Linked DNA regions of Homo sapiens: region 2 is linked to region 1. A link is a loop called in an ENCODE intact Hi-C map of the cell type or tissue named here. Cell type or tissue: Caco-2. All regions are shown on one strand. Each heading gives the region's core, and the rest is flanking DNA. Links, peaks and the distances in the headings are about the cores only.

The links. A loop is a pair of places that touch in the nucleus more often than their neighbours do. Peaks named below come from ENCODE experiments on the same cell type or tissue, not always from the same donor. Only the 100,000 strongest peaks of a DNase experiment are listed, where the experiment ranks them.
Region 2: it touches region 1 in a loop (2.3-fold over the local background); 2 of 110 quality-filtered maps call a loop at or near these places.

Annotation. Positions count from the first base shown.
Region 1 is chr5:143,560,830-143,577,663 of GRCh38, reverse strand. LOC105378209 (a long non-coding RNA gene) reads right to left here and starts at 16,351. Exons shown (of 4, transcript XR_944375.1): 1 at 16,264-16,351. In Caco-2, for the core only: no CTCF peak of the experiment used is centred there; DNase peaks (open chromatin) are centred at 7,313 and 8,183.
Region 2 is chr5:143,626,860-143,643,693 of GRCh38, reverse strand. No RefSeq gene overlaps it. Among named protein-coding and RNA genes, the nearest start is that of MIR5197, 45 kb to the left of the region's middle. In Caco-2, for the core only: no CTCF peak of the experiment used is centred there; DNase peaks (open chromatin) are centred at 4,869 and 8,273.

The DNA.
Region 1 (16,834 bases), core at 3,495-11,494:
CTCTCTCCACTAGGAATGAGAGGGCTTACTATTTAGTGAACTCAAATCCTTCATACTTGGAAGAATGCACATGTTCAGTATCCTACAAAGGTGAAATAAACACACACAAATCATTGCTACCTTGCAGTTTATAAAACCTTTCCTATCTGCAACTTCACATTTGTGAATTTAGTGCCCTTCACAATATGGGGAAGTCTAGCTCATTCTTTATTGTGGTGATGGCTGGATAGCACAAATTAGCTGAAAATTTTTATTTTTAAATGTATATATTTTTTTCAGTGATATGTTTCTATCCCTAACAAAAGTACAGAGGTAAAGGAATACAATAGTTTACTTTATTACTAACATGGCTTTTCCTTTAACTCTTTTGTCCCTCCCCACGTATTTGTATTATTTCCTTCACTTTTCCTTTTTCTTTTTTTTTTCTTTTTTTGGCTTGTATTAAAGTCTCATTTTACAGTCTCTCTGCAAGGGCCCCTTGGTCATACTTCACTTCATTTTTTATGTAACCTGCTTAAGTTTAAAATGATCTGTTTTCTTAAACAGGGTTAGCACACATTATAATATGTTTCCTGGCACTCTGCCACTGCCCTGTCACCCAGCTCTCTGGATTTAAGGCTTGTTTCTTCAAGAATGTGCAGAACTATTCTGAAAAAAGTAAAAGAATTTGAAACTCTTCTTCCAAGAAAGGCATGCAGAGGGATATTTTCATACCTGTACCACACAGAGGATGAGTACAGCATTTCCTTTGGGCAGTGAGAATATTCAAATTAAATAATACTCAGCCAGATTTTTCTACCCCCAATCTAAAGTATGTATCAGCGGAACTTCCACTGTGTGTCAACCCATGAGTTTCCCCAAGAAGTCCTTGTTTCATGGGTCTGGGAATTGAACCAAGTGAAAAAGACTTACTGATTTCTCCCCAGATTGTGAAAGATCTCTAAGTCCAGCTCTAAACAAATGTATAGCCAACACACATAGTCTTAAGTGTTTACTCAGAAAGCCCTACATATTTCATATTTTATGTCTTTTTCCATAGCGTGTGGTTTTTGTTTTTGTTTTTGTTTTTGTTTTGTTTTGTTGAGACAAGTTCTCACTGTTGCCCAGGCTGGAGTGCAGTGGCACAATCATAGCTCACTGCAGCCTCAAACTCCTGGGCTCAAGTGATCCTCCAGCCTCAGCCTCCAAAGTAGCTGGGACAACAGGCACACACCACCATGCCAGGTTAATTTTTTTAATTTTTTGTAGAGATGAGGCCTCATTACATTGCTCAGGCTGGTCTCAAACTCCCAGGTTCAAGCAATTTTCCCACTTCAGCTTCCCAAAGTTCTGGGATTATAGGTGTGAGCCACCACACCCAACCCTTATACACCTTTTAAAGTACCAAGGAAATAGACTCACTCTCTACTTAATTAATATCCTGTAAATATCCTGGTAGGCAGAAAACAGAATTCCATGCATGGAGTCTAACTGAAGAGACTTTAATGAAGGAATTATCAATAGGGTAAATGAAGCCAATGAGGAATGTTGAAGCTTCAGGGGCCAGCAACGGCCAGAAGACATTTCCACCCCTTAAGCTAACAAGAAAGGGGAGGAAAGAGTGTTGTGGGAGCCCTGTGGGAGCTGGAGCTGAGAAGCGAGGGCTGCCTGGCTGGAGCTAGGCTCACAGCTCATGGCCAGATGGCAGTGGAAAGACAGAGAGGGAGTAGGGACAAAACACTCTGGCCCCTCTCTTCCTCCTCTGAATTTCCTGCTTCCATTGGCCAAACCCAGCCAGCAAAGTTGGCAGGTGAAGGAGCCCAGGGAAAGCAGTCCACAGATCAGCCTCCTGAGGCACAGAGAAAGGCAGTGGGGGTGGATGGCCCAGGGAATGGATGCTTGCAGTGGGCGCATGAAAAATAACCAATGCTGGGGTTAAGAGTGAACAGGTCTGAAATTTGCTGAAGATGATCTTTTTAGCCAATCTAATTCTGTTCATGAGATTTTTGGTGTTGGCGGGGGGGTGGTAAATGGCTTAATTTATTGTGAAGAAGCACTCTTGCCTTCTGAGTGAACTGGCCTTGCTAAGAGATATGAGCTGAATCCAATACATGAGAATTCAGTGGACCTCACAGTCATAAAGTTTTTAAGCTGGAAGGAACCTTTTACAAAGCCTCTAACTCAGCCACTGTACTTTAGAGATAGGAAAAAGTAGTCTCATGATGAGTCTTCTTCCTTCCTTCCTTTCATTCATAACAAGACAATATTTGCTTGATTGCCTACTAAGTACTAGGCACTGTTCTGATGATGAGAATGCAACAGTGAACAAAGTAATATTCTGCTCTCATGGAGCTTATGTTCTAGAGAGGCAATAAACATCAACAACAAAAAACATATGCTAGGTAAGAAGGGAATGTGTGCTATTAAAAAAATAAGGCAAAATAAGACAGTAGAGGAGGGCAAGAGATGGAATTTATCCTTTATATGGTAGACATGAAAGACTGCTCTGGTTGGCACATTTGAACAGGGACCTGAAGGAGATAAGGGACTGGCCATGTGAACTTCCAGGGCAAGAACATTCCAGCCTGAAGGGCTGGGAAGCGAAGGGCCCCAAGGGGAGCATGCTTGGTGCTGAGCTCAATGAGAGAGGGTTGGGATGATAGGAGATGAAAGCAGCAGGCAAGCTGTGGGCCAGGCATGAAGAGCCTTGCAGGCTTAGCGGAACACTGCATTTCATTTTCAGGGTGATAGGAAGCCATTGCAGGGTACTGAGCAGAGCAGTGACATGATCTGATGTATATTTTAACAAGATCAGTCTGGCCACTGTGCAAGAATAGACTGAAGGGAGGCCAGGGGAAAAGAAGGGAGACCAGGGAGGAGGCTGTTGGAGTCATCCTGGGGAGGGAGGACAATGGCTGGGGCCAGCATGGAAGTGGTGGCGTAGTGAGAAGCCATCAGATTCTGGATATGTGTGAACATAGAACTGACAAGCTCTGCCAATGGAGGAGCTAGAGGGCAGTGAGACAGAGGAGTCAAGGGTGACGCCAAGCTTGTTGACCTGAACATTAGGAGAGATGCAGCAGACATTACTGAGCTTGGGAGAGGAGGAGGTTTGGTGGAGTAGGGGGATAAACAGGAGTTAACTTAGGGACTTGTAGAGCTTTAGAGGTCCATTAAATGTCTATGCAAAAAATATATAAGTACATATACATACATAGATACATATGGAGATGCATGTGCGTGTGTGAAGCTCAGGAGAGGAGCTGATGCTTGAGCTACAAATTTGGAGATGGTATTTAAAGTCATAAGAGGATGAGATCATCACAGAGTGAGCACAGCTATAAAAGAGCAAGATTAGCACTGAGCCCTGAAACACACTAATAATATTAGTAAGATTTATTCTTTTTTATTATTATTTTTACAGCTAACACTTGGCACTATATGCCAGGCACACAGTGCACTTTACATACGTTATCTTTTTTAATTCTCATAACAGTTATGTGAGAAAGTTATCCCCATTTTACAGATAATAAAATTGAAAAACAGAGGAATTAACCAGCCTGCTCAAGTCACACAGCCAATATGTGGCAAGGCTGGGAAGTGAATCCAGAAAATCTGACTCAAGATGAAGCAGTGAACCCAAGCTTACATAGCAAGTTTGTGACAGAAGATGTCTGACAAGCTTCTCTCTATGCTACGCTGCCTCTGCTGAGTAAGTTCTTTCACTTCCATGCAGAGGCACTCAAAAGTACAGAATCATGCTGGAACAATGGGCACCCAGATATCAAGTTTACAAATTTACAAATTTGATCTCATTGCTTCCTCCAACATGTTGAAGTTTCTGAATCTCTCTTTAGTGTCTCTCTGGTGCTAAGTATAGGGTCTTGCTCACAGGAGCTGCTCCATCACGGAGGACTGAGGACTAAAAGGCCACTGGGGATTAACTATCTCGCTTTGATGGTAGGCAGAGTGAGAAAGGAAGCTATATCCACATGGCTGAGGTTGTAAATCAAGGCTAGGAAGAAACCACCTTCTGGAAGTCACACAAGACAGAGGACTTCCTAGTTATATCTGTGACACATGGACCTGCCTAGGAGAATTAATTACAACTAAAGACATGAACTGGAAGGTAGTCAGCATCCATTCTGGAGGTCTGCTTGGTGCTGATCTCTCTCGGGACATGGCCGTGTCTGCCCCAGTCAGGGCCTCCTCTCAAAGAATGGCATTTTCTTGTGTTTTGTACCTAAGCCGGCAGCACAGATAGCATCACTTTGCCTTTCCACCACTAGCCTTCAGAGATGTGGCGGAACCATAATTGGAACCTTTCAAAGAGCTATTTGGATAAACAAACTGTCAGTTCTCAGTTATAAATAAACTGCTATCAGCCATCTGAAAGAGACAAAATGATAGCAGTGTACCAAAATGCAAAGGGACACGCACCTCAGAACGCCAAGCTATCCAAGACCAGTTGCATAATCTGTAACTCCCACCACCTCCATTTCCCAAATGGATCTGGAGCGTGATGTAAGGAAAATAGCTCAGCCTTTGTGGTCAGACGGGTCTGGGTCTGAATTCTGTCTCTGATGTTCTTTAGTGGTGGCCTTGAGCTGGGTGTTTAATTCCTGAGAGCCTCATCGTCCTCATTTGTAACGTGGGGAAAGGAGGAAATAATTCCTAAATTCATAGGGTTGCTGTGAGAATATGAACAGAACAAACATGGAAGCAACACAGGAACTGGGACATGATGGTACTCAGTAAACAATAGCTCTAGTGGTGACGATGATGGTGACGGTAACAGACACAGGTGGTAATAATAATGCTGATGACAGTGGTGGTGCAAATGTCATCATCCAGCATTTGAGGACTTGTGCTGGGCCCCGGACTCTGTGGGATATAAACTGGAAGTCTCAGAGCTGCTGCTTCAAAAGAGAATAACAGTGAGATTAAACTAAAATGCTTGAAAACCTAACTATTTAACTGTTATTAACAACAATGAGAATATTTAATGTTTATTCAGTGTTTGCTATGTGCCAGGAATGGCCACAAGTAGTTTATATATATTTCATTTAATCCTCACAAAACCCTTTTGAAGAACGAAGGATAATTAGCTCTGTGTCAGATTAGAAACCCAGGACTCACAAAGGTGAAGTTCTGGATAAAAAAGCAATTGCTCCCATCTTCTCTAGTAAAACTGAGAATCGCTGACTCCTACCACTGCATCAAAACACAGAGTGCATTGTACCCTATGGTAACAATGGATCACTGTCAACATCTTCTACACATATCAATTTGCGATTTTTTGGGTACCCCCTTGTTCCTGGCAAGCAATATGCAAGAGAGACTAACTGTAACTGATGAGCCCCTGAAGAATAGTGATTCTGTCTGCCTCTGCAATACATAGCACTGGTTATTTCTTCAATCTTGCTATACTTTAAGAGAAAGAGGCAAATCTTAAATATATTTTTGCTCATAAAATAAATCTTGCAAGGGCGCTGTTCTTTATAATGTCAATAATATTCAATGCTTACAGTAATGGATTAAAATCAGTAGAGAAGGTGCTATTATCCTCATCTGACAAAAAAATAAATGGCACGGAGTGATGCAAGACTGTTCTAAAAGCCTAAACTGATATATTTTATATTCTAACATATGTCATCCCTGCTATTGTCTGAAGAAAAAAAAACATAGCTGAGTACATGTTGAAAATGACTTTTTTTTTATTTTAAAGGTTATTTTAGATGCCGCTATTACTTTTAAATGTAAGCATTAGTGGTTGGTGTTATTTACGGTTTATTCTGATGTGCTCATTTTCAGTGCCATTAAGCTATGTTATTATGATCCAGAATGTGTCATGTTATTAATCCCTCCAGAACAGACATCCTAACTTGTTCACAACCATATTCCCAGAAGACCTAAGGCAGTGCTGGTATGATGGTTGCTCTCAATAAATATTTTTTCTGGAAAAAAGAAAGAAATTGTAAATGTCCGATTTAGGGTCATACAGCTGGGAAAAGCTAAAGCAGGGATTCGAGTCCAGAGCATCTAACTCTAGACCCCAAGCTCATAACCACTGTACTGTATTGCCTGCGTCCCCACCAGATGTACAGTAACTATTCTAAGAGGGAAGAGGTCAGGGTGCTCTGAGATGGTGAATACGTAGGGCTTGTGCTTATGGTTCTTATGAGAAATTCACACAAATTAATAAAAGCATGTTTGAGATGCATATCAGGATTTACGCCAGAGATGGCAAACAAATAAATCAGGGAGATAGTTTGCCAGTCCCACACAGTATATCTAACATTTAAGATTGGGAGGTTTTATTTTACAGATACAGATTTCTTCCTTTTCTTAAAAAGTTGATGATCTAGAAAAACTGGATCATATTCCAGATGACTTTAATGAACTGGATCCACTGTTGCCTGCAGCCCACGCGTGTGTTCTTCAGTTTGCCCAGTTCTCAGAACTCCCTGTTTATTTTTCCTGCAAACTTCACTTGTTTATACACCTTGCCTGGCCCCCGTAGATATTTGAAGGGCAACCTCCTGTGGAGGCTCACGCACAGGACTAGGGCATATTTCAGCTTGTAGTTAGCAAAGCAGAGGTCCTTGATCAGTAGTTGCTACCACTGGAGAAAGTGAGGAGATCCTGGACCTCATGTGGACCAGGCCACCTCCACCCAGGGAAGATCAGTCTGTGGCTGCGTCAGCAGATGTTTTCTCTGAGCAGTTCCACCATCCACCATGAACTCCTGACCATCCATTGCCAGTTCTCCTTCCTGCCTTCCTTGCTAGCTGCTGATCATTAGTTCCTTTCTCTCCATTGTACAGCAAGATTCTTACTCACTTCTCTTACCACCTATTGTTTTCATTGTGGGATTCCTGTTAAAGGTGTTCAAAAAAGTTATTTTTTCTTACTTAAAAATACCTTGTTTTCAACTTCCCACAGTAGTTCCCCAAGTTCATGAGAAAGCACGACCATAGCAAGCCATGAAAATAAATATGAGACCTCCCTTTAAGCCCTTTGTTGAAAACTTAGTGTGAGGCAGTTGTGCATAAAAATAGAAGAAAATATCTTTTCTGTATCATACTTCACAATTTTCAAGGCACAATTACATCTACTATCTAATTTGATCCCCCAAACATACCAGTGAGATGGCAGAGTGGAAGTAAGATGTTTATGTTTCAGAGGAGATTTCACCTCAGAACCAAAGTCCACATTCAAGGATCAATGATCAGTGGACAAGAGAATGCGGGTTAGTGCTTAGCCTGACCCAGAATGAATCACCACAAGTACAATGCAGCTCTCACCTAACCATAGATAGTTTACCACTTTATCAGGGACCTTTGCTCTGGAAGAACTGAAACTGAAGTGCAACTGCTGAGGACCTACTCATTGGACTTCCCTTCCTCACTTCTTACCTCTTTCCTTCCTTCTACAAGTGGCTATTGAGTACCCCTATGTGTCAAGCACTGTGCGAATCCCAGGTGACACCATAATGTCTGACTGTATAATGCCGAGAGAAGGTAGCTCAAACGCTACAATACTGCCACCTTGTACTCACATGGCTCTTTATGATTTTCAAAGCCATTTTGCAGCACCCCTGTGTGCTGAGTGTACAGCCATTTTATAGATAGAATTTAAGCTCAGAAAAGCAAAGTGACATACAGCTAGGAAGCATACAGCTAAGATTCAAACCTGGTCTTAACAATGATCTTTTCATTACTGCTACTACTGGCACCTACCAGTACCTGGCACATAGTAGGTGCTCAAGAAATGTATCCTAAACATAAATTACCATCACACTGCCTCTGAAAATGACTAGAAACATCTAACGTAACATTTCTCCTTCAAGGCCAAGAAAACAGGCCTCTCAGGAATCTTTCACACCTCTTGCTCAGTAAAAGCCAACAATGCCTGAAATTAATCACTATTATTTTCACCTAAAGCCACATATGAAGCTAGAGAGATATAAAACAAACACCTCTGCTGAGGAAGATAACTGCAGATAAAGCTTCTTTCTTACATTCGTTGACATTCTTGTTTGCCCAAGAACAATCAGTTAAGGAGGAAATATTTTTCCCTATCTACCTCAAACCAAATTCCAAACCCAAAGTCCAATATTGGATAGTAAGTAGTAAAGCAAGTTGCTTAACCTTTTCATGCTCCTTTTCCCCAGCTGAGTTTCCAAGCCTAGCATGGCAAGGGTCCAAAGAGTCTCCTCTTCAATTTTTCTTCTATGTTGCAATTTGGTGGGAACAGAGGAGTGCGTGGGGAGCAGTTTGATCGGAAAACTATGGCTTGGTTTGGTTCCAATATCAGTACAGAAACAAGGGGGAGTGACTCAAGAACAAATTCTGTGGTTTGAACCTTCCCCATTGGAAGCCTGGCTGCCCACACTCTTCACTCTGGAATGGCCCAAGAGGATCTGCTGCCTGCTACGGCTCTAATTCTAGCCCACCCCTCCCTGCATAGGGCCTAGCCAGAGTCAGTTCTCCCCTCGGGAAAGGGCAATCTGGATGCTGGCAGGTAACAGAGCTGCCATCTAATCCACCCAATTCACAGCCACCTCATTCCTTCTCTACTACTCGGCCCTCATTGTCCTTACCCTGTCCAACCACATCTCTACTGCTCCCAGAATCAATGCGTACACTGGAGTGATGCTGGAAGTGATAGACAAGAGCATAAATCCTGTAAAACATAGCATATGTGGCCATAGGAGAGTACAGCTTTTAGTGGATATTTAACCCTCTAGCCCACTGTCTTTTCCACTCTTACTCCCACCTGTTTCTCTCTCTCCTGTTTAAATCACCCAGTGTTTCTCAAAATGTAATCTCTGGACCAGCAGCATCAGCATTGTGATGGTTAATACTGAATGTCACTTTGACTGGATTGAAGGATGCAAGTATTGATCCTGGGTGTGTCTACGAAGGTGTTGCCAAAGGAGATTAACATTTGAGTCAGTGGACTGGGGAAGGCAGGCCCACCCTTAATCTGGTAGCACCATCTAATCAGGTGCCAGCGAATATAAAGCAGGCAGAAAAACGTGAAAACAGAGAGACTGGCTTAGACTTCCAGCCTACATTTTTCTCCCATGCTGGATGCTTCCTGCCCTCAAACGTCGGACCCCAAGTTTTTCAGTTTTGGGACTCGGACTTGCTTTCCTTGCTCCTCAGCATGTAGACAGCCTATTGTGGGACCTTGTGATTGTGTAAGTTAATACTATATATATATATATATATATATATATATATATGAGTGTGTGTGTATATATGTATATATGTATATATACGTGACTATATATGAATATATTCATATATATATACGTGAATATATATAAATATATTCATATATATATACGTGAATATATATATTCATATATATATGTGAATATATATATGAATATATTCATATATATACGTGAATATATATATGAATATATTCATATATATGTGAATATATATATATTCACATATATGAATTTGTCAGAAATGCATACTCTCAGACCCCACCCCAGACCCACTGAATCACTCAGGGTGGGGCCCAGCCTTCTGTGTTTTAGCCAGCCCTCTATGTGACTCTGATGCACACTCAAGACTGTGAACCACTGGTTTAAACAATTTCTCCCTTCCACTGGGTATTATTCTTCTAGATCTCCTTACTGGTATCTATCTTCTCATACTTATATAAATGGACAAATATTTTGTAATCACACTAATAGAGTCTGCAAACTATAATCTTCCATATGAGGTGAGAAGAAATGTCAGCCTCTGAAAATTCAGCTAAAAGTAGCCAGTAAGGTGTCATGAGTTCAGAGAACATGAACTCTGATATCAGATGGCTCTGGGTTCAAGTTCATCAAATGTTCAAATCCACCACCTGCTGGCTGTGGGATCTTAGGCTAATTATTCACCTTCTGGACATTGCCCATAAAGCATAGATAAAGACATCCGTGTTATAGGGTTGTTATGAAGATTAAGTGAAGTAGCACATGGGAAGTGCTTGTGACATACAGTAGCCGCTCAGGAAACATACTCATCTTCCTCCTCACCCCACCTCCAGTAAAATTACAATAAAAATATACTCAGCTGCACATTGATGTTCTTCCTTAACTCTCCCAAGTCTTTATCAAGGAAATAGGAGATCTCCTGAGGCCAATCAAAAGACCAAATTATCTCTCTGCCTGTTGTCCAAGCAAGGTGGCCAGCTTTTATGCTCGGGATTAGAACATGACCAATATAAATGGGAAAACCTAGTCCTTTTATTTTATCTAATCTAATGATGACTGGTTTTGGAAGAAGAGGGAAATGAGCATGAAATCTAGTGAATGGGGATTTTGTGTTTAAGAATTTTTATTCATCCAAAACTATCCAAAAGAAAGAAAGTGTGACAGATACTTTATCACATGAACTGACTTATTTTTGCTTCTAAGAAGGAGTAGGCCTGGTGCAGTGGCTCACGCTTGTAATCTCAGCACTTTGGGATGCCAAGGCGGACAGATCACCAAGTCAGGAGATCGAGACCATCCTGGCTAACACGGTGAAACCCCATCTCTACTAAAAAATACAAAAAATTAGCCAGGCATGGTGGCACATGCCTGTAGTCCCAGCTACTGAGGAGGCAGAGGCAGAAGAATCACTTGAATTCAGGAGGTGGAGGTTGCAGTGAGCGGAGGTCGCACCACTGCACTCCAGCCTGGGTGACAGAACAAGACTCTCTCTCAAAGAAAAAAAAAGAAAGAAGAAAAAGAAAAGAAGGAGCAAAGGAGTTCAAAGATTTTCCATAGTCTGGACAAAACAGCACTTAAAAATATCCCATTCCCTTTGTGCTGAATCTATACTAATAATTTAACAGTTATTGACTGCTTACTACATGCCTGATCCTAAGCTATTAAATGATACATATGCATTTGTGCACTGAATCCTCAGAAGTAATTACTATCACCCCCTCTCCCAATGTAAAGATGAGAAAACTGAGATTTAGAAGCTAAAGGTAACTTGCCTAAAATCACCAAGACCTAGACTCTGAGGTCCTAGTGCAGAGTCTGCGCTCTGAACCACTAAACCTCCAATTACTAATTCAGTTTTTCAGGTAGCTCTATACAAGAGAGTGGCTCTCCTGAGTAGTAGAAACCAATATTCTACCCATTGGAAAGTTTTGTGACCCCACTACCAATCAGTCAGTCAGCATTCTGATTTATAAATCTGTCGCCTGTTAATTTCTTTATAAGTTAGTTCCTGGTAGCCTGATAAACTCAGGGACAGCTGATTGAATGAAGCTTTATAAGCTGCAAAGGTGAGGCTTAGGTTCTGTCCTGAGCTTACACAACCAAGGAATTGCCTACCCAAGCAGGCCCGCTGGAGGCAGCTAGCCAGCCAGCCAGCCAGTTGTCTTCTTTCATACCACTGTAAATGATTCAATCACAGCTCACATAATACAGACAATTCAGAGAAAAATGTAGGATGATTATGTTGGAAGAAGCAGGAATCTAGGAGCTTTAAGGATATAGTAGAGGTGAATGCAGCCAGAAATTCTAAGTTAATGATGGCAAGTAGGTTTCATTTTATGTGACAAATCTAATCAATTGGTGGTAGTGAATGCCTAGGGCTCTACATTGAGAAGGATTCTGATGCCACTTCTGGGCTATACAGTAGAGAATGCCACGATTAATTGGCAGTGTCTGCCATGATCACAGGCAGGCATGGGGGCCCATATGTCATATATTTACCATATATGTGCTGGAGAATGTCATAATTAGCAGTGTCTGCCATGATCACAGGAGGATCATGTCATATATTTACTATCTCTTAAGTGTTAGAATCTCAGTTGATATTGATCATTATATTGAATGTAGCATCCAATTACATTTGAGTAGAAAATAATGTGTTTTCAAAAATATTTACCAATCATAAATTGTATGAAATCACTGCACTATGGGCTGATTCCTGCTGATGCACATGCAAACTTGTAATTACTTTCTCAGTACTTCTATCCTTTGAAACTAGTGTCCACCTCAGTATGGTAAAAAGAAAAAGAAAAAAATTATTTCAGTGTAGGAACTTTGGGAGTTTATCTCAAACCTAAATTTTTTTGTGAACAGAAGAAGGTGTTGCTTTGGGGACATGGATCTGTGTATCCAACATCACAAAATCGTAAGTTAAACTTTTTTTTTTTTTGAGACGAAGTTTTGCTGTGTCACCCAGGCTGAAGTACAATGCACGATCTCGGCTCACTGAAACCTCTGTCTCCTGAGTTCAAGCAATTCTCTTGCCTCAGCCTCCCAAGTAGCTGAGATTACAGGCGTGCACCACCACACCTGGCTAATTTTTGTACTTTTAGTAGAGACAGGGTTTCACCATGTTGGTCAGGCTGGTCTCAAACTCCTGACCTCAAGTGATCTACCTGCCTCAGCCTCCCAAAGTGCTAGGATTACAGGCATAAGCCACTTTGCCTGGCCCACAAGTTAAATATTTTAAAGGGGTAAAAAGCACAGTTTTTTTTTAATTAAAATCCCAAGAGGACCCCCACATATATGGTCACCAAATTTCTGACAATAGTGTTATTACTCTGCAATAGGGAAAGTAGATATTTATAACAAACAGTGTCAAGTCTATTGAATTCCCATATGAGAAAAAAAAAGAAGGAAAAAAGAGTACTGAACCCACCTCACACGATTTATAAAAATCAACTTCAGATATGAAAAGAAAAACAATAATCTTTCAAACGATAACATAGGAAAATACTTTCATCACTTCAGTATAAGCAATATTTTCTTAAATAAGACATTAAAAGTACCAACCACAAGAAAAAGATTGATGAATTGAACTATATTAAAATTTAAAACTTCTGCTCATCAAAAAATGTTATCAAGAGAATGAAAAGACAACCTGCAGTGTGGGAAAAGATATTTGCATACAAATATCTATATATTCTGTGTTTCCAGAACATATTTACATTTTAAATTCACCTAAATCAGTCAGATAATCCAATAAAAAAAATGGGCAAAAATATTTGAGCAGCTAGTTCACAAAAGAGGATATGAAACTGGCCAATATAAGAGCTCAACATCTTACTCATCAGAGAAATGCAAATGAAAAGTACAATGAGATAATGCAATGCACCCACCACACCAGAACTGCTAAATTTTTTAAAAGGAACTTGTAATCACAAGTGTTGATGAGAATGTATAGTGACTGGAACTCTCATATACTGCTGTGATGTAAATTGGTACAATGTTGAAACTGTTTGGCATTACCTACTAAAACTAATGCATATGGACATTATGATGTAGCCACTTTCACTCTTAAATATATAAATAACAGGAAGGTATATATACATGCACCAAAAAACATATGCAAGAATGTTCATAGCAGCATTATTTGTAATAGCAAAAGTCTGGGAACAGCACAAATATTCATCAACAATAAAACAGACAAATATATTATGGAATATTTATACAATGCAATATTATATACAGCAACAAGAAGAAATGTCTGCTCCACACAGCAACATGGATGAATCTCACAAGCATATGGTTGAGTAAGTATAATAAAAGAAGCCAGACACCAAAGAGTGCATACTATATCATCTGCATCATTCCATTTATAGAAACTCAAGACCAAAATTTATTGTAATAGAAGTCAAAAGAGCAGTTTTCTTTGGGTGAGATAGGAATTCATCTGGGTTGCTGAAAATGTTCTATCTCCTTATTTGGATGGTGGTTAGGACACTGATTTCATTTAAAGAATTGATCTGTCATGACAGAGGTCAGAAAAGTGGGAATAGTGTATGTGAATGGAGCATAAGTGGACTTCTGTGAGCTGCTGATGCTGCGCATCTTGATGTGGGTGTGGTTACATGGCACTCACTCTATACACGTTCTTCAAGCTACTCGCTTATGGCTTCTGCCGATTTCAGTGTGAATTTTTTATTTCTAAAAAGCTTTTACTTTTTTTTTAAAAAAAAAAGTACTGTGTACTGCATTTGAGGGAGAAATGGCACTAAATATCCTAAATAATATGGACTGATCATCTATCTTAACTGGAGATAACAAGAATAGAAAACATTTATTGAGTATGTAATACGCATCAAGCACTGTGCTAAGCACTTCACATGGAAGCTGTCATTTAATGCCCCTGTTTCCCATGAAGACTGGTCCTACTACGATCCACATTTTACAGATAAAGGATCTGAGGCTTTGCTAGCTCAAGGGACTTGCCTGAACTCAAACAGCTAGTAAGTAGAAGAGCTGGGACTCCAGCCCTGGTAGTCTGTCAAATACAAAAATGGACTTCAAATAATGTTTCTTATAAAAGGAAAAAAAGAAAAAGATGGGCATGTGCGTCCCTGCTTTCTGGCTGTATATGTGCTTAGAAAGCTGCCCACTGTCTGCCTGCCCAGTGGGTTCACCCTCAGCTGCTCAGGCCCAACAGAAACATACTATGAATTGGCTTTTCCTTCACATGTCGTCAGCCTCTGGGACTGAGGAGAGGCGGGTTTGTTTGCTTTGGATCTCAGGGAAATACTATGGCCAGCACTCACTGGATTTCCTGTAACTGGAAAAGAGTGATGTAATGATATTCGACGAGGGTGGAAGACAGGCCTCACCATGAGCCATGTGTGAAACCACCCTGTGTTATGCCAGGCCTCAGACAGGCTCTCAGCCCATTCTACCATGCATTAACAGGACACACACCCCTTCACACCCCCTCTTCAAGGCCCCTTGAGACTCCTCTCTTCTAAGAACTCCATGATGGAAAATACTAACATTTGGTTCATTCCAGAGTGCTGCCTTTCACCAAGAGCTTAGAGTTGCTTATCAACTAGATACATTTCCCTGGTCTGAGTTGGGAGGTAAGATGGGGCACTTTGCCTGGAGAAGTTCTGAAGAGATTTTTCGGAAACCTCATGATGAGTGACTGACTTCTGTTATTTCTTCAAGTCTATAAATAAACCCAAGTAAACCCAGCAGGTAATGAGGTTCTGGGACTCAGAGAAGAGTTCTAGCATTTGCTGATCAGGATCTTCTTCCTAAGCACGTGGAGAAGTAGGAGGGAGACTCAGGAACGGAGCCTTCCGCTCCCCGCAGAAAGGTAAGCATGGTGTTTGAGCAGTAGGAGGAGATCTGACAACAAAGGAAACCAGGAGCTCCACTGTCAGTTACAGTCCCGCTGAACAATTCAGTTCCCTTCGTCCCCCTGCAATCCAGAGTAATTCTGTGGGTTTCTATTCTTCCCACCAAGAAGTCCTCAAGTGCCTAATGGAAGTCTTACAAATATTCCTAGAAAAATCACCAAGATCCACAGATTCTCCTCAGCCAGAAATTTTCCATTGGGCTCCTCTGCATTTACACTACATTGATCCATTCTCATCATTTATCCACTCGTCCATGTTTTATCAGTTCATTTATGGGTTCACACTGTCATTCATTGAACAAATGTTTCTTGTGTACCGACTATTTATTTGGGGAAATCAGCTGTGAAGTAGAGACATTCTTCTTCTCTTTCCTAAGTCACATAGTTAAGTGTTCCTTATTCAACTTTTACATATAATTATACATCTAGATAGCATTTATTGAGTGCCTAGTGGACACTGTTCAAACCATTTTATATGTATTACCCATCCTCACAATACTCCAGGAATATTTCTATTTTATAGGTGAAGAAACTGAGGCAGAGAAGCTAAAAGTAATTTCCCTTAGGCTCCATAGCTAATAAGTTACACAGCTGGGATTTAAGCCAGGAAGTCTTATTCCACAGTCCATGCTCTTAAACCAGTTAATATGTCTATATAGAGAAATAGGGGGAAAATCCTGGAAGGCTATAATCAAATGTCAACCAAAGTTATGTTGTTATTTGGAGGTAGAGAGAGGGTAGAATGACTAGTGATCTTTATTCTTTCTTCTTGCTATATATTCTATTTTACGATCAGAAAAAGTTGATGAAGCTATAAAAGCGGTTAAAGAGCAGGTCTGTAGGAGTGAGGCTATTCAGGGGTAAATGATGGGGGATGAGCTTACATTCAGTTCAAGGTCTCACAGATAAGGACATCGTTCCCTGGAGAAGTACCACCTGAAAAGGAGATGCATCTTGGCTCCAAGATTTGTTCAGTTCCTCTTCTCAGCCTGTAAGCCTTTTTAGTGACATTGCCTGGTATTTACTAATAGGAAGATTCTAAAACAGGTAGGATTTTTAGTGACCGTGCCGGCCGCCTGAGAACAATGTGTGCTCAGGGAACAAACATGTTGCATAATCACCAGCCCAGAGAAGGTTAACTGCATAAAAATACCTGCTTCAGAGCAAGGCTTGGTGTCAGCTCAGTCACTACGACAGGTTACCAGTGACCCAGGCTGCAGATGCCTTCTTGCCCCAACCATCACCCTGCTGTGAAGTAAACAATTATGTTATTTTCATTTCAGTGACATTCTCATTCCCATGTCAGTAAGTTTGTTTATTTACAGCAATAATGATGAGTGCTGATTCATTTGCTCAAAGGGAAAAACATCTAATTAAACATTTATTTTGTTTCAGGTATTATGCCCTTTGGTTCACTTAATCACCAAAGCAAATGTATGATATAAAATATGACCATCCCCACTTCATATAGGAGAAAACTAAAGCTTGGGGAGGTCACATAACTCATCAAATAACAGTTTTCTAAGAGATGGTATGATAATCAAACTAACCTTTTTAAAAATTATCTATTTGAGTATAAATAGAAAAAAATGCCATAAAACAAAATGCAACTCATGCATTGCAGATGTTGAAAATGAAGGTGTTAAGGAGGACACCCATTCCTTTGAGAGTTCATTTGCTTTTCATGAAGTAGGCCTAATACCTTCTTTGTTTACTTAATGATA
Region 2 (16,834 bases), core at 4,067-12,066, 65 kb before region 1:
CTTGAGATTTTGGTAAAACGCAGATGCTGATTCCATAGATGTGGGGTGAGGCCTGAGATTCCGCATTTATAACAGGCTCCACGGAGATGCTGGTACCACAAGTCTGTGGAGCACGCTATGAAGAGAAAGTGTTTAGGTAACATGTAAACAGAGCTGAAGGCATGGGTAGCAATTCACCAAGTAAAACAAAGGAGGAGTATACCCGAGGCTGGGGGAACAGCAAGCACAAACATACATGCATCCTCTTCTACGCAGTCCTTTGCCACACTCTCTGTAGAGTATCTTCTTTTACATATGTGAAGGTATTCACACGCATATGTGAATGGATGTTTGGATAGATACAATAAGTAGATATTATATATTTTATCAATTGTGCTATATGCTCATGGCTACTGAGTGGCCAAGCAAATTCTCAACCAATGAGGACCCTACCACACTCTTCTAATACAATTTGTTGGTTTTTGTCTTCTGTAACTTTTCCTTCTGCTATTTATGTTGTGTTTTAGGGAACAGGTTTCACTTATAATGTTTGGGGGAAAACTTCCAGTATTAGTGCTGGAGCTGTTTAAGGAAAGAGGAAGAGAACCACTTTGGATCTTAAAAAGCAAGGTTTACCACAGAGTCACTTCAAGAAAGTGGTTAAGGACACAAACAATAAAGAGCATTCCTTAAATGTTATAAAGCCTGTCATAAGCATGACTGGAGCTTGGGGTGACTGACTAACAATTGTGTGACCTGTGGCCTGGAAAAAACTGTGGCCAGAGGGATGTTGTGATTTCAGAGGATTTGACAAAATTCAAAGAGCCATTGCTAATGCCTGATGCTAGAAATAGCTCTTTGGGGAGATTATGCTGACATGACCCCACATGTGGTTAGTTCAGGTAGCATTTCCATTTCCAGGAGCTAATCCCCCATACTAAGTGAGCAATGCCTTTTTGGGCACATTGAGAGACCAGCAAGTAGCCTGATGTTCTAGAGCACAAGACAAGAAGAGAGGGGTGGTAGCAGATGAGTCTGGAAAGTCAGGTTGGTTTAGCTATGCTGAGGCCCCCCTGCCCTCAGCCCATGGGCAGTTCAGAACTACCCAAGTTCATAAATGAGGGAATAACATGGTCACACTCAGGCTTTAGATAACTTTGTTGGCAATGCAATGGATAGATGCAGGAAAAGTGTAATGGCTAAACTGAAGTTAGGCCAGGTAGAAGGAGAGATGATGAGAGCCTGAATTAAAGCAGTGGCAATAGGAAGGGAGACAAAGAGCAAGATTCAACAGTTATGTCAAAGGTAGGCTCAGTTGGGTAAAGGAATTTGTAAGATGTGTGCTTGAAAAAAAAAAAAAGAGAATTGAAGATGACTCTAAGACCAAGGTAGCAACTTGGATGAGCGTAGTATATTTTTTTCATTTACATTTGAAAGCCTTCAGTTGTTCATAGGCCCTCCACACCCATTTGCCTTATTCTTGGCCATTTCATGTATCTGTGACACCTGCCAGAGTCTGAAAGCTTTTGAGATTGAGCCCAAGAGTTCTGGCTGAGCCAACAGGTTGAATAATAATGCTTCCAACTGTGAGAATGAATACAGAAGATCACGTCTGCAGGAGGAAGATAATTCAGAGCTTCACCAATAGAGAGGAGAGTGATTTGGCACTCATGGGTTGAGGACTAGCCTGGACCTTGATTCACTTTTTCTGTGACCTTAAGCCAGTTCTTTTAGCTTTCCAGTAGCTATAAAGCAGAAGAAAACATCCACCGCCCTGTGAATAACTCCCCAAAGCCACTAGGCTCATAATATTGATCCTGGCCCAGTACACACTAATCAGTGTCATCTCTCCTCTTTATAGGCAACTTTATGAGCCCTCATTTCCCTGTGCACTCAGCTCTCTAGACTCAGAAACTATCTGCTGAAGCACTCCCAGTGCTTCCCCAGAGCCGTGTTGCCTGTGAAATCAAAACCGAGAGGGGAAGAAAAACCAGTCCGGGGGTATCAAGTTTCTCTGGGACCCACCATTCAATTCTCAGTATGCAAGAATTTTTAGAAACAGTCCAGTGTTTATTTTCATGGTTGCACTAAAGACCTCTGGAAATACCATAGATAACCACAGCACCAATAACTATTTAATTTATTACATTTGCACATGCTGATGGAAAGAAACAGATCTTGGCATAAAGACAACAACAAACAAATGTAAATTACAAATCAGACAGTCAAATTGGAAATTGAAGAAGACTCAAAATCTACCTTCGGTTTTTCCATTCCCATGTAGTATTATTAGATCCTTTTATGTTTTATTTCTGCTAATCTGATGTCTCTCTTCAATAAATGAGTTTTTCTTTTTTCTTCTTATGCATTCATTTTTCTTTTTTTTGAATAAGGCACTGGGGCTAGTCCTAGGGAATACAAAGATCAAATAAGGCCCTGCCTCTAGTTAAGTCATGTTTTAATATTGTGTCTTGTGCAAAGTTCAAGTCAAAACAAATTTTAGAAGACGAATTTAACCTATTAAATGTTGCAAAAACCTCATTTAAGCTTATGCTTTTTAGTGAGGAATTGGGAATAAACTAAGCTGAAAGTAGAAAAAAATCAAGTTCTATACCGTGTACCTTCATGATTATGCCATTTGGTCCCCAATTATCTCCCATATCCGTTTGTTTCCTCAAGCTGAAGCATCTTCATTAGGTCAAATGCATAAGTATAAATAACTAAACTGAAAGCCCACAGGTGACTTTTTCTTCCAAGTGGCACAGCTACAGTTTCCCTCCACCTGCTAATGAGTAGTCCCAGTAGGTTTTGCTCAACCCATGGACTTCTATTTGAAATCAGAAGAGTGAGGCCAGGAACAGTGGCCCACAACTGTAATTCCAGCACTTTGGGAGGCTGAGATGGGGAGATCACCTGAGGTCAGGAGTTCAAGACCAGCCTGACCAACATGGCGAAACCCTGCCTCTACTAAAAATACAAAAATTAGCCAGGTGTGGTGGCAGACGCCTATAATCCCAGCTACTTGGGAGGTTGAGGCAAGAGAATCACTTGAACCCAGGAGGTGGAGGTTGCAGTGACCGGAGATCGTGCCACTGCACTCCAGCCTGGGCAACAGAGCAAGACTCTGTCTCAAAAATAATACATAAATAAATAAATAAATAGTGAAACTAGTTCGTTTTCAGTTTCCCAAGACCTTAAACCTGGTCCACGTTACTATCTACTCTCACTTAGACCAACATCTAAACCATCTAATTAGTGTCTTACTTTCCTCTTGTTCCCTGCGTCCTATTCTCTACACTATAAACAAAGTAGTCTTTTGAAAGCACCATCTAATTTCATTAACTCAGTGCCTACAACGTATTGTGGCTCTTGGGGTAAATACCAGAATCCTTAACATGATGTTATACCCAGCAAGATCTACCTACTCCAACATCTCCATGTTTGGCTTATATTGTGCTTCTCTTTCCCCTATTATTTGTTCTCATAGCACCATATAGCTCTCTTTGAAACCCTTTGCAAGGTATAATTTTAGTTAATTACTTGATGACCCTCATTTGATAATAAACAGCAGGAGAGCAAAGACCATGTCTATTTTGGCTCATAATTATATTCCTGGTAGCTAGCTTAAAGACTTGCATACAAAAGGCTTTAACTATGTTTTCATTGCATGAATGAAGAAATACATAAATAAATGGTCAATTGTTTTCTCAACCACTAGGTACTGTTTTTAGTAGTCAGAAAACATATTTAAGGGATGAAAACTATGTCCATTTCTTACAATTCTACAATAAATACTACCTTCTAAATGTCATGGCCTTGGTGGGAAGTTATCAAGGGAGTCAGTAAAAGGATACATATTTCTACCTTTCCAGAAGAAAGAAGGGAGAGGAAAAACATAGTTATGATCCATTATCTCTGAAATTCTCTTCAATTGTCTAAATGTCCCAGTTGTTGAATGAATCTTTAACTCCCTAGAAAAGTACTGTGTGTTCACCGGGGCCTGTCAGAGGGTGGGGGGCAAGAAGATGGAGAGCATTAGGACAAACAACTAATGCATGCAGGGCTTAAAACCTAAATGACTGGTTGACAGGTGCAGCAAACCACCATGGCACATGTATAGCTATGTAACAAACCTGCACGTTCTGCACATGTATCCCAGAACTTAAACTTACAAAAAAAAAGTACTGTGTGTTTTATTTATAGAAAACATGAATTTTGAGGGTTTTTAAAAAATATATAGCCAATTATTTTACAAATGCTATAGAAAACATTCTTGTTTGTTTCAATTTTATTTACATACTGGCCCACCTTTTATAGCTCACTAGTTGTTAGACATTGGACCACAAAGATGGATAAGATATACCCAATGTTCTTGAAAAGATCTGAGCCCCACAAGGCATGATTGTCTCTTAAACAATACTAAGCAGTAAGAATTGCAATAGAAATGTGCATATGTCCCAAATGAGAAGGAACTGATATACCAGGAGAGTCTAGAAACTTATTTTGAGATTTATATGGTTAGTACATCCAAGAAGTTTATAACACTTGGCCATGCATAGTATATACCAAGTGAAAAAGAATGCCCTTTCTTCTGTGTGTGTAAATATTGTGTCCAATTAAAATTTTGTCTGAACAAGATCTTTCTTAACCTTTGATTCCTATGTAACTTCCATTGTCCTGAATTGTTTTCTTCATTTCTGATTTTTGACTCTTGTTACCAATTTTGTCTATGGCAGGGGTCCCCAGTCCCTGGGCCACAGACTGGTACTGGTCCATGGCCTGTTAGGAACCATGCTGCACAGCAGGAGGTGAGCAGCAGGTGAGCAAGCAAAGCTTCATCTGTGTTTACAGCCGCTCCCCATCACTCACATTACCACCTGTGCTCTGCCTCCTGTCAGATGAGAGGCGGCATTAGATTCCCATAGGAGGAAGAGTTCCTATTGTGAACTGCACATGCGAGGAATCTTGGTTGTGTACTCCTTATCAGAACCTAATGCCTGACAATCTGTCACTCCTCCCATCACCCCCAGATGGGACCGACTAGTTGGAGGAAAACAAATCCAAGTCTCCCACTGATTCTACATTATGGTGAGTTGTATAATTATTTCATTATATATTACAATGTAGTAATAATAGAAATAAAATGCACAATAAATGTAATGTGCTTGAATCATCACAAAACAAACCCCTCCTCCTTGGTTCATGGAAAAATTGTCTTCCACAAAACTGGTCCGTTGTGCCAAAAACTTTGGGGACCACCGGTCTAAGGCATTTTCCTTCAAGTAACCTCCCAGTAATCAACCTTGACTACGCTAACAACTTTGTCTCCTGCATCATGGACAGAACCAGTAAATAGACTCCTGACCAGCCCTGTATTTCATCTATCCCTCCAACCTAGGCAAGACCTGTACATGTATTTTATGTAAAGAGGGAGATAGATGTGAACACAAATAAACTTGCAACACCAGCAAAAGCAAACAGTATGGTGATATGAGAGGCCACATAGCATGTACTTGAGAGTATGTGTTCTCGAGTAAGAAGTCAGATGCTATCTCTTATTAGGTGGATGAAATGAAGCAACTTACTTAACCTCAATCATGAATGAGAATAATAATGATATCTATCTCATAAAGCAATAGCAAGTATTAAAGTAAAGAATTTAGGTAATATGCTTAATACAGTGCCTGGCACCTAAAGGACAAAAAATAAACAATAGGCATGAGAATGATTAACAAAGGAATTATAAAGATGTGTATAAAATGCTGCAGGAAACCAGATCAAGTTATGAGTGACTCTGCTTAAGAAGTTCACTGAAGGAGAGACATTTGAGCTAAACGTCAAAGAGTAGAGGGAAGCCAGGAGGGAGATTGGCAAAATGACATTCAGAGACAGGAAACATCACAAACTAAAAATAAATGGTAGATTTGAGGCTTAAGAGACTACAGAAAAAAATAAATGATAAGCTTGCTTGAATCAGGGGCTCAGCTCTGGATAACAGAGAAGAATCTAAACTAAATCTTGGAGATATTTCCTAGAACGGGTTTCAAGGTGATGGCATAAATTGTATTAAAGTCGTTTGTGTGTAAAGTATATGCCATTAACAGCCTTGACTTCACAATATGGAGTTGTTATTAAAAGCTCACTCTCTTCTTTGAAGACATTTATATGGAAACGCTAAGTGTTTTTACAATCATGATTATCAGCTACTTCTGTTGTTGAAAATTCCTCTTAACATTTTGCTGACCAAAGTGCACATTTTCAGGGTCAAACTATAAATTCAAAGATATAGGCCACGATTTCCTTGTTTACTCAGAGGCTACGTCTGGGCTCTGGAGAGACATTCTTCTAAACTCTCCCAAAAATATGCTTTTGGTCATCACATTCAAACAGAACATTCTTCTTGAATCTTACTATTTTATGTCAATGTCTGTCTCTGTCTCCCCACACCCCCTATGCTGGCCCTTCTCACTCTTTTTGTCAGTTCGAGCTCTTTCATGATTGGCACCCTCCCTGTGAGACTTTGAACAATTTGGTATTTTGCTTATGTTTGTTTTTAGCCTCACATATGCTATGAATCACCCAATACTTTCTGCTCCATTACTACCAAGCTGACGTTTGAAAAACACAGTTTGCTATTTTATTTTCCTCTTCCATTATTCATTCGGCCCCTCCAAATGTATTTTTTTTTTTACACATGAACCCAGCGCTAAAAATACGCATCAGTTGAAGGTTCTGCCAAAATACTTAGTGAATGAGTAATTCAACTTATCCAAGACCGAAAGAAGTATGGGGGTCCTCGGAAATGAATGAACCAATTTGTCTGAAACCTGACTTCATTAAGACATAAAAGTGTGACTATATGGGATATAAAGTCACTGAGTCAGTCTGACATTCAATGTAGACCTCATGTCAGCCTTCAGGAATTGACATCCTTCCCCAAATATTGCAGGTTCAGCCAATGTTCTTATTCACAGCACAAGCATAGTGTGACCCCTGTGTTCTTTTTTAAATTTCTTTATAGCTCTTCTCTTTATCTATGTTTGTTTATTTTCTTGTCTGTATCTCTCATATAGAATGTAATTCTCTGAAGGAAGAAATGACTTTCTGTGCTGTTTTCCCAGCACAAAATGAGTGCCTTGAACAGGGTAGGTGCTCAAATTTGTTGAATCAATTGTCCCCCAAAGTCCAATAAGCCCTAACTATTAATTCCTTTTTTAACTTGTATTATTCCTAAGAATAAAATAATAACAATGGTTATAATTCACGACTCCCTGCTACATGGCTAGAACTGTGCTAGCACACTAATAGAGCTATATAACATTATCCTGTGTCATCCCCACAGCTTCTCTGAGTGATCAATACTTGTACCTCATTTTGCAAATTTTGCAGACTATTGAAGCTCAGAGAGGTGAGGTAATTCATCCAAGGTCACATAGCCCAGAAGCAAAAGCTTAGGCCTTAAGTCTTGGACTGCTTTACCAGTTTATCATACTGCCACTGCTTGCCATCAAGTGCCATGTATCTTTGTCAAATAAGTCCTTTTTTGTTGAGTCTGGATTGGAGCTAAAGAAAGGAGTTGTCAGTGTGAGTGGTTTGCTTCCCCTCTTCTCATATGTTGCAGAGCGTTAGGGATGATTATTCACTCTCCTGCTTCTTGTCCCTCTGGCTACTTCAGTTCACCACACCCTTTGGGAAAAACAAAACAAAACTGACCTCTTTTCCAAAACTCATCCATCTTTCCCAGTTATATTTCTTTTCTTTCTTTTTTCTTTTTTTTTTTTGGAGATGGAGTTTCGCTCTTGTTGCCCAGGCTGGAGCACAGTGGTGCAGTCTCGGCTCACCACAGCCTCTGCCTTCCGGGTTCAAGCGATTCTCCTGCCTCAGCCTCCCGAGTAGCTGAGATTACAAGCACGCACCAACATGCCTGGTTAATTTTGTATTTTTAGTAGAGATGGGGTTTCTCCATGTTGGTCAGGCTGGCCTCGAACTACCGACCTCAGGTGATCCACCCACCTTGGCCTCCCTAAGTGCTGGGATTACAGGCATGAGCCACCGCGCCCAGCCTCCCAGTTATATTTCTAAGCAAATCTGGGGGGATTCAAGCTTCACAGTAAAGTCCTACCATCAAACTAGATCATAAGCTCCCCCTGCTCCTGAGGGATTTCACAGGCCACTGGAAGTGTGTGAACAACTGCATCAAAGGTGGCTGACTCTCCACAAAAAAAGCAAACCAGGGGAAGGACCGCCCTTGTATGCTCTTTGACGTTTTCCTTCTGGATCCAGTTCCATGCCTCTGCCTGGGACTTTTAAAGATCTCTGGCTTTATTTACTCTCTCCACTTCATCTAGTGAGCCTTGAGTCATAGCCACCAGCCATCCAGATAAGGCAACCACTTCTTTGTTCTTTCTTGCTTGCTTGCTTTTGTGCTTTCTTGCTTTCTTTCTTCTTTCTTTCTGTCTTACTTTCTGTCTCCCTTCCTTTCTGTTTTTATTTTATTTTATTTTATTTCTTTTCTTTTCTTTTTCTTTCTCTTCTTTTTTCTTAGATTTTACAATTCACTGAATTTCCCCTGCATTGATAGTTTATTTCCCAGCAATATAAACTCCAGATCATTATTCAAGTCTCAGTAAATATAACTTCCTCACAATACTTTCTGATTATCCAAAGCAGAATTAATGTCTCCATAAAAGTTTGCACAAACTCTACAATATCACTTACCACACAGAATAAATAGCTGTTTACCTGTCATCTACCCACTGTAGACTTCCAACACCCTGTGATCAGGGATTACATCACATTAATCTTTCTACTCCCCACTAATCATCTGCCATTTAGTAGATGTGCAATAAGTGTTGAGTGAGTTTTATGTCCACACAGGTTATTCATCCTCTGTTGGAACACTTCTAATGACAACTCACTATTTCAAGATCCAGTCATTTCTATTGTTGCACAGATATAATTATTATAAGGTCAAAGTTTTTTCTTACATTGGACTGATCTCAGTGTCTCTGACATTTCCTCTTTTGGTTCTGGTTTGGCCCTCTGGACCCACCCAGATGAAGTTGGCTCCTCGTTAGGGATTTAAAGACAGTAAACGTGCCCTCCCTAACTCTTCTCTCCTCCAAGTTAAACAGCCTGCTTGCCTCTAGTGAGGGCCTGCACATGAGGACCTGTAAATCTTAGCCATCCTGGTTCTTCTTCCCAGGATAACCTCTAATCATCAATATTCCTTTGAAAGAGGGTTCCCATGCCACATCCCAGACATGGAAGCAATACTGAGTACTATGGGATTCCACTAGGCTGGGCACTATACTTTTACAAATAACCTTAATAATATATTTTTGGGTATTCTGTCAGTTCTTTGGTCTTTTTTTTTTAACAGTGAGGAAATCAGATTTCTACTGAATCCTGCTACAATTAATTTTGTAACCTTAAAAGTAAAACTTTATATTTGTCAGTGTTAACAAATCTTATTTATTTGAGATTTGGGGGTATTTAGGTCTAGAAGACTGAACTCTGAATATAATAATAATTTTACAATTAGCAGATGCACTCTCCTCTTTGATAAGCCTATAAACAATTCATCTCTGTGTCCTGCCATCCCTCAATTGTTCCCTGGCTGTCTTCCCTACCCATAGTCACAAGGTGGTTGCAGCAGTTTAGGAGTCATAGTCAATGACAACAACAGCCTCCAGAGAAAAAAGAAACCAAGTCTTTGTTGGGACCCCTTTTAAGATAAGGAAAACCTTTGCCAGGAGCTCCCCCAGCAGACTTCACCTGATATCTCTGTGACCAGAAGTGTGACACATGCTCATGCTAGACCAGTCATTGGCAAGTAGAAGGAGGTTGCTGTTTTTGACTTAGATCAATCAGACCCAACTCCAAGCCAGGGATGCAGTCATTCTCCTCTGAAGTCCCTGGATTTGAGAAGGAATGTGGATCCCTGCATACAACTGGCATTTTGTTAACCAGGAAGAAGGAAAGAATGAAGGTTGGGTAGATGGCATAAGAGTCTGCTATAATTCCCCTGTCTCTTCTGATGTTAACTGCTCCTCGCCATCATAGCTTTGATCTCTCCAGCTTTCTAGGTCTGAGCTTCTGAGCTTTTCCTTCACTTATTTCATCACCACCTCCACTGGCTTCAATAAGTCACTAACTGGTTGGTTTTGCAAGGACCAGACTCATTTTAAAAGAATAACTTGATATTAGCTTTACAAAATAAACCATTTAATATTTACAAGTCATAAATCAAATACAGTTTCTTCCCAGAATCATTGTAGACCACCAGTCTACCAGCATTTATATCACCTAGTTACCACCTGGGCAGGGAGAAATTACTCAGTGATGTGATAAAGAGCGTAAGAGGAAAACACTGGCATGGATTCTTTACCACATTGATCATGCCTCGTCTGTGCTGAGGTGAGATCGCAACCCAACTTCTAGACTTCTCCAATTATCTGTGCCTCTTCCCAGAACCTGCCCCTCTGTCCTATTCCCCACATCTTCCACTTCCTCTGTCTGACACTAATTACCTTTTGGGTAACCATTTAAATATTGTGACCCCTTGTGGTGTTATATATATAAAAATGTTTTCATCCATAGTTTCTGGCTTATAACTCCAATAGTCCTCCTTATAATGTTGGGGCACTTTAGTCCTCAGGAGACAGAGTCTCTCTCTCTCTGACCTTCGCCTGTCCTTCTTTCACTTGCTCATGGCAGGACTCTAGTCTGATCATGGGTCAAAAGACTCTCATTCCAGAGAGAGTCCTGCCTCATACCCTAGAGGAAGGCATGCTACACAGAGGCCAAGAAAAGTCTGAACAGACAGGCCTTGCTGGGTTTAAATCATGTAGTTTTTGTCCAATGACATCTCTACACAGTTGCCAATCATGCCTATGTAATGAGACCTCCACAAAAACCCTGAAGGACAGGGTTTTGAGAGTTTCTGGACAGCTGAACCCATGAAGATTCCTAGAAGGTGTGTTCCCAGGGAGGACACAGAATTTCGGTACCACTCCTCCCATGCCTCACCCTGTGCATCTCTTCATCTGTATCCTGTATAAAATCCTCTATAATAAACCACTAAATGTGTTTCCCTGAGTTCTGTGAGCCACTCCAGCAAATTAATTGAACCCAAAGAGGTGTCATGGGAATCCCAACTTGAAGCTGGTTGGTCAGAAGTTCTGGAGGCTTGGACTTGGGTCTGAGGGTACGGGCGGCACTCTTGGGGACTGAGCCCCCAAACTGTGGGATCTGACACTATCTCCAGATAGATAGTGTTAGAACTGGTGTCCACTGCTTGGTGTGTGGGAAAAACTCCTACACTTTTGGACACAGAAATCTTCTTCTGTGTTGATGATTGTTGTGATGGTGAGAGAGTAAAGGGAAAACACAGTTTAAGAGAGTTTTTCCCTAAAACACCCATCTAGGCACAGCAAGTACTCTGCTTTGAGATTTCAGACCACAAGGCGACTGCATATTACAGTGCTTATCCCACTTTAAAGCTTGTTGCATTATCAGTCTCTTCTCTTAAGTCCCTAAATAAGCTCATGAGCAACAGGCACCATATCCATATTGCTCACCCTTGTACCCCTAGTGCTTAGCACACAGGTGAGAGTCACTGATCATTTTTTTTACTTAACAAGTAAATGACCAAATAGCATCTGTTAACATTACAGCACCACATTCTGTCTTACCCTCTGATAGGTTAACTATTTTTAACTATGCACCACAGAATATAACTTCTCAATGCTATGCCATGATTCGTTTGTGACTGGGGAGGGTGCAAGTCCAACTTTGTAACTGGCTCTTTTCTTGACTAGTGGGTCCGTATACCTGCCATCTTTATCACAACCTGCTCTGACTTGCTTCCATAGCTTTCAGCTGGGGCTGGGGCTGGGGCTGGGACTGAGAGAAGCCCATTGGGGTCCTGCAGGAACAGGGTTTCCCAAAGCATTCGGAAGCATTTATGTGCCATTGGCGGTACTTGCAATGATTTTAAGTAATACAATTCTCTTATTGATTTTCTGCTTATTTCTATGGTTAGCTTCTATTCGTGGCAATAAAACTTGTTTTCCATTTTCAGTAGTAATTTACTTTTTTCTTAGTTTCCTTTTTTTTTAAAAAAAGAGTTTTTAAGTAAGCTTTGTTTGTAATAGCCAAAAACTGAAAGCAATTCAAATGTCCATTGATAGGTAGACGGATAAACAAAGTGTGGTATATTCGCATTATATCCATATTAATGATAAGTTAATAAAAAGTAAAAAGGAATAAATAATCAATACATGCAACAACATGGATGAATTTCAAAACCACACTGAGTCAAAGAAGGCAGGCAAAAAAGAGTACAAGTACTTATATAAAATTCTAGAAAATGCAATCTAATATATAGGGACAAAAAGCAAATCATTGGTTGCTTGGGGATGGAGGTGAAGTGAGACATGCATTAAAAAGCAACGTAACAAAATTTAAGGGAGAAATTGATTTTTTTAACTCATTATCTTGATTGTGTCGATGGTTCCATGGGTAGAAATACATGTCAAAACTGATTATATTTGTATACTTGAAATATGTGCAGGTTATTCTATGTCAGTGTTTCCTCAAAGTTGTTAGAAAAATAAACCCGATCGTGTAAGGACTTGGGAGCCATTGGCACAAAGTTTTAATTAAGTTCTAAGTACAAAGGGAAGCTACTAGAGGGTTGTGAACAATGAAAGATGATTTGGTTAAACATTTCATGCAACAGATTCACTTAAGGCATGTTTTTTTAAAAAAAAATCTTATGTGAAATATTCTCACAAATCTCAAAATCTCCCCCAAATAAAGCAGGCTTGCTTATAACTAATTGCTAATACTTTGGATTGGTTAGGTATTTTCCCTCCTAAATGCATATAGAAAGGTCAAAACTGGACTGGGGAGACCACATTAATTTTAGTGCAGGTCGAGTAAGAAATAAGCAGAAAATGTGGAAATAAACATGCCTCTTCCCACAGTAAATTGAGGAAGACATGATGATCAAAGATGCGGAGCACATCCACTAGGCATTTCCTGCATAAAACTCACACTATAGTAGCTGTTCTTTGAAAAGAGTTGAAATGTCCAGGAGACTTGAGGAAGCAAATATATATATGCTCTATTTCTTTCATAAGAAGATAAGAAATGAGCCAGAATGTATAGCACCAGGAATTTTGACTTTGATAGTGAGCGAGGATCACAAAACATGAATAAGAATGAGATCACATACCACATGGTCCAGGCTTGGCAGGACCATTCACGAGAGCACAGCCTGTCTGAGAGCCCCACGTTCATGTTTTTTTAGAAGAGGCATGAAAAGAAGTGACCTAACATAGACGATCATAGAAATATAGAATTTGGTTTAAAAACTAAAATCTGAAATCACGATCTTAAAACAAATGGCCTGTTGAGGCCTTGAGTTTCACAGTTGATGGCTAAGGATTAAGGAGAAAAAGGAAACCACTTTCCACCAACTGTAACTTGTTTCTAAAGCACTTTAAAGCACTTGAAGAAACTAAGCACTCGAAGGACACTTTTGAACTATCTTAAACTGATTAACTTGTCACTGACAGAGGCTTTTTCTAACACCTGAGAGCTCGAATATTGTTCCGGTTGAGGTGGAAATGTGATGCATTGTTTACGGATTACTTCATTGTGACACTGTAGAAAAAAATCTGACCAAACCAAATATGTTGTCACTGCTGGGAAATGTCTCTTACCTCCTGCTCTGACAGGAAGTCACCACTATTGATTTAGCTAATAGAATTTCTTAAAAGTTCCTTTGACACACAGAGCTGGAAGTTATGCTTCCTTCTCCCCCTTTTTCAAAAGAGAATCAGACTTATTTTTTAAATGGTCGCATTCAACAAATGTTTATGAAGTGCCTACATGTGCTGGATTGGAAGTCTTTCAGCAGGTGTGCTTTGTAGGTAGAGGAGCTGAGGTGTGCACAGTCCATGGGAGTATCATCTTGTAGATAATGGTTGATTACCTGCAGAACTAGTGAAATTGCATTTCTATCTGTGCCTGCACAGCAAGGTAAAAGAGGTAATTTTAAGTGAAGCCTAGCTTTAAGTTAAATACAAATCTAGTTGAAAGAGTAGACTTTTTGAGGAACTACTTCAAGCAAATAAAATAAAATTTAATGCACAGCTGCTTCTAAAATTTTCAGCCCAGAAATCGCAACCTATGTTAGTACTGTCTGCTTAAGATTACAAGTTCCTAAAGATGAAGGATGTATCAACGTTGTTCTTTGTTCAATGCCCAAAATACATTTACTCCTGAGAAAAAAAGACAGAGAAAGTTAAGGACTTCCCTTTAGCTGTTTACTTTAAGTCCTTCCTAGCTCTTCTCTCTCACTGAGAGAAGATTTAGATGCAAGAGGAGCTAATTAGAGTAGATTTCTTCTGGCTTCTATGTAAAGGTAGTCAGGAATTGGGAAACCAACTTGTGGAATCCTGTGTCATTCTCTACTTTTGAAATCTTAAAACAAATGCACAAAGAAAAAACAAAGAACTTTTTAAGTCATATAGCATTAGCTTTATTTCCCACTGCTGTATTATTAAAACCACCAATAAGAAATCTTAGGATTATCGTATCTCTCTTCTTACACCAAGACAAATTTCAAATGGATCAAACACAAAAGCCATCAAAGTAACCAAAGAAAAGATAAAAACTTTTTTTTTCATTTACTGCATGGGAGGAGAGACAATATGTGTAAAACCAAAAGTCATAAAGAAAAACATTCATAAATTAGAGTATGTAAAAATATGCTTCTGGTTTAGAAACAAAACTTCTCTATAGCACACGTACACATACACACAACCATAAACAAAGTCATTTCACACTTGAGGATTGGAGATATTGAGAGCCATGTTTGTTACACATATGACAGAAAAAATATATCATTTCCTTGATATTCAAGTAGCCTACAAATCAACCAGAAATAGACTCAGAATTAAAAGCGGCAAATAATATGGTAAAAATATGAATTGACTAATGGCCGTAGAAAGAGACATTCAATGTAGCTCACTATGAAAGAAATGAAAAACCTATCAATTTGGCAAAGAAGATGTAAAATTTCAGTCTACAGGGTTCATAAGAGTGTGCAGAAATAGACATTCCACATACACTGTTGGTGACAGAGTAATTTGGTAGACATTTTGTGGAGGGTAACTCTTTGGAGGGTATTTTTTTTTAATTTTATTATTATTATACTTTAAGTTTTAGGGTACATGTGCACAACATGCAGGTTTGTTACTTATGTATACATGTGCCATGTTGGTGTGCTACACCCTCTAACTCGTCATTTACATTAGGTATATCTCCTAATGCTATCCCTCCCCCCTCCCCCCCCAACCCCACAACAGTCCCCAGTGTGTGATGTTCCCCTTCCTGTGTCCATGTGTTCTCATTGTTCAATTCCCACCTATGAGTGAGAACATGCAGTGTTTGGTTTTTTGTCCTTGTGATAGTTTGCTGAGAATGATGGTTTCCAGCTTCATCCATGTCCCTACAAAGGACATGAACTCATCATTTTTTTGGCTGCATAGTATTCCATGGTGTATATGTGCCACATTTTCTTAATCCAGTCTATCATTGTTGGACATTTGGGTTGGTTCCAAGTCTTTGGTATTGCGAATAGTGCCACAATAAACATACGTGTGCATGTGTCTTTATAGCAGCCTGATTTATAATCCTTTGGGTATATACCCAGTAATGGGATGGCTGGGTCAAATGGTATTTCTAGTTCTAGATCCCTGAGGAATTGCCACACTGACTTCCACAATGGTTGAACTAGTTTACAGTCCCACCAACAGTGTAAAAGTGTTCCTATTTCTCCACATCCTCTCCAGCACCTGTTGTTTCCTGACTTTTTAATGATCGCCATTCTAACTGGTATGAGATGGTATCTCATTGTGGTTTTGATTTGCATTTCTCTGATGGCCAGTGATGATGAGCATTTTTTCATGTGTCTGTTGGCTGCATAAATGTCTTCTTTTGAGAAGTGTCTGTTCATATCCTTCGCCCACTTTTTGATGGGGTTGTTTGTCTTTTTGTTGGTGGTGGTGAGAGAGTAATTTGGTAGACATTTTGTGGAGGGTAACTCTTTGGAGGGTATTTTAAACATGGCTTTGATTCAGCAATTTCACCTCTGGAAATTTATCATGTGGATATACTCACAAAGAGTTGTCAATCTGTATGTACAAAGGGTTTCCAATTACAATATTGTTGCCACAAAATCTTGCAAGCAAACAAAATATCAATTAAGGATTTTTAAAAGTATGCTACATCTGCACCATGGGTTACTATACAGCTGGTAAAAATAATGCAGTAGGTTTAGATGTAGCAATAGAAGACTTCCAGGATGTATTGTTAATTAAAAAAGAAAGTTGCATAGGAGTATTTCAGTCATGTGTAAAACCTAACTCGGTCATGTCACTCATGGACACAACTTTCCAACGGCTCCCCACCCCATTCAGAGTAAAAGCCAAAATTCTAACCCTGGCTGAAAGGGTCCTTACGTTCCTGGTCCCTGTTACTTTTTTTTCTTTGACTTTATCTCCTCTCACTCCCTCATCGTTCACTCTACTCAGCCATGCTGGTCTCCTGGCTGTTCTTCAAACATGCCAGGTGCCTCCTGCCACAAGACCTCTGCACTGGATCCTTCCCTCTGCCTGGAACATTTCCCCTCTCTGCTCACTCCCTCACAGGCTTCAAGCATTTGCACAAATGTCACCCTTTTTGGAGGAGCTTTCCCGGTTAACCTTATTTAAAATCACAATACTCTAACACTCTTTATTTCCCCTTTTCTCCTTTCCAATTTTTCCTTGCACTCATC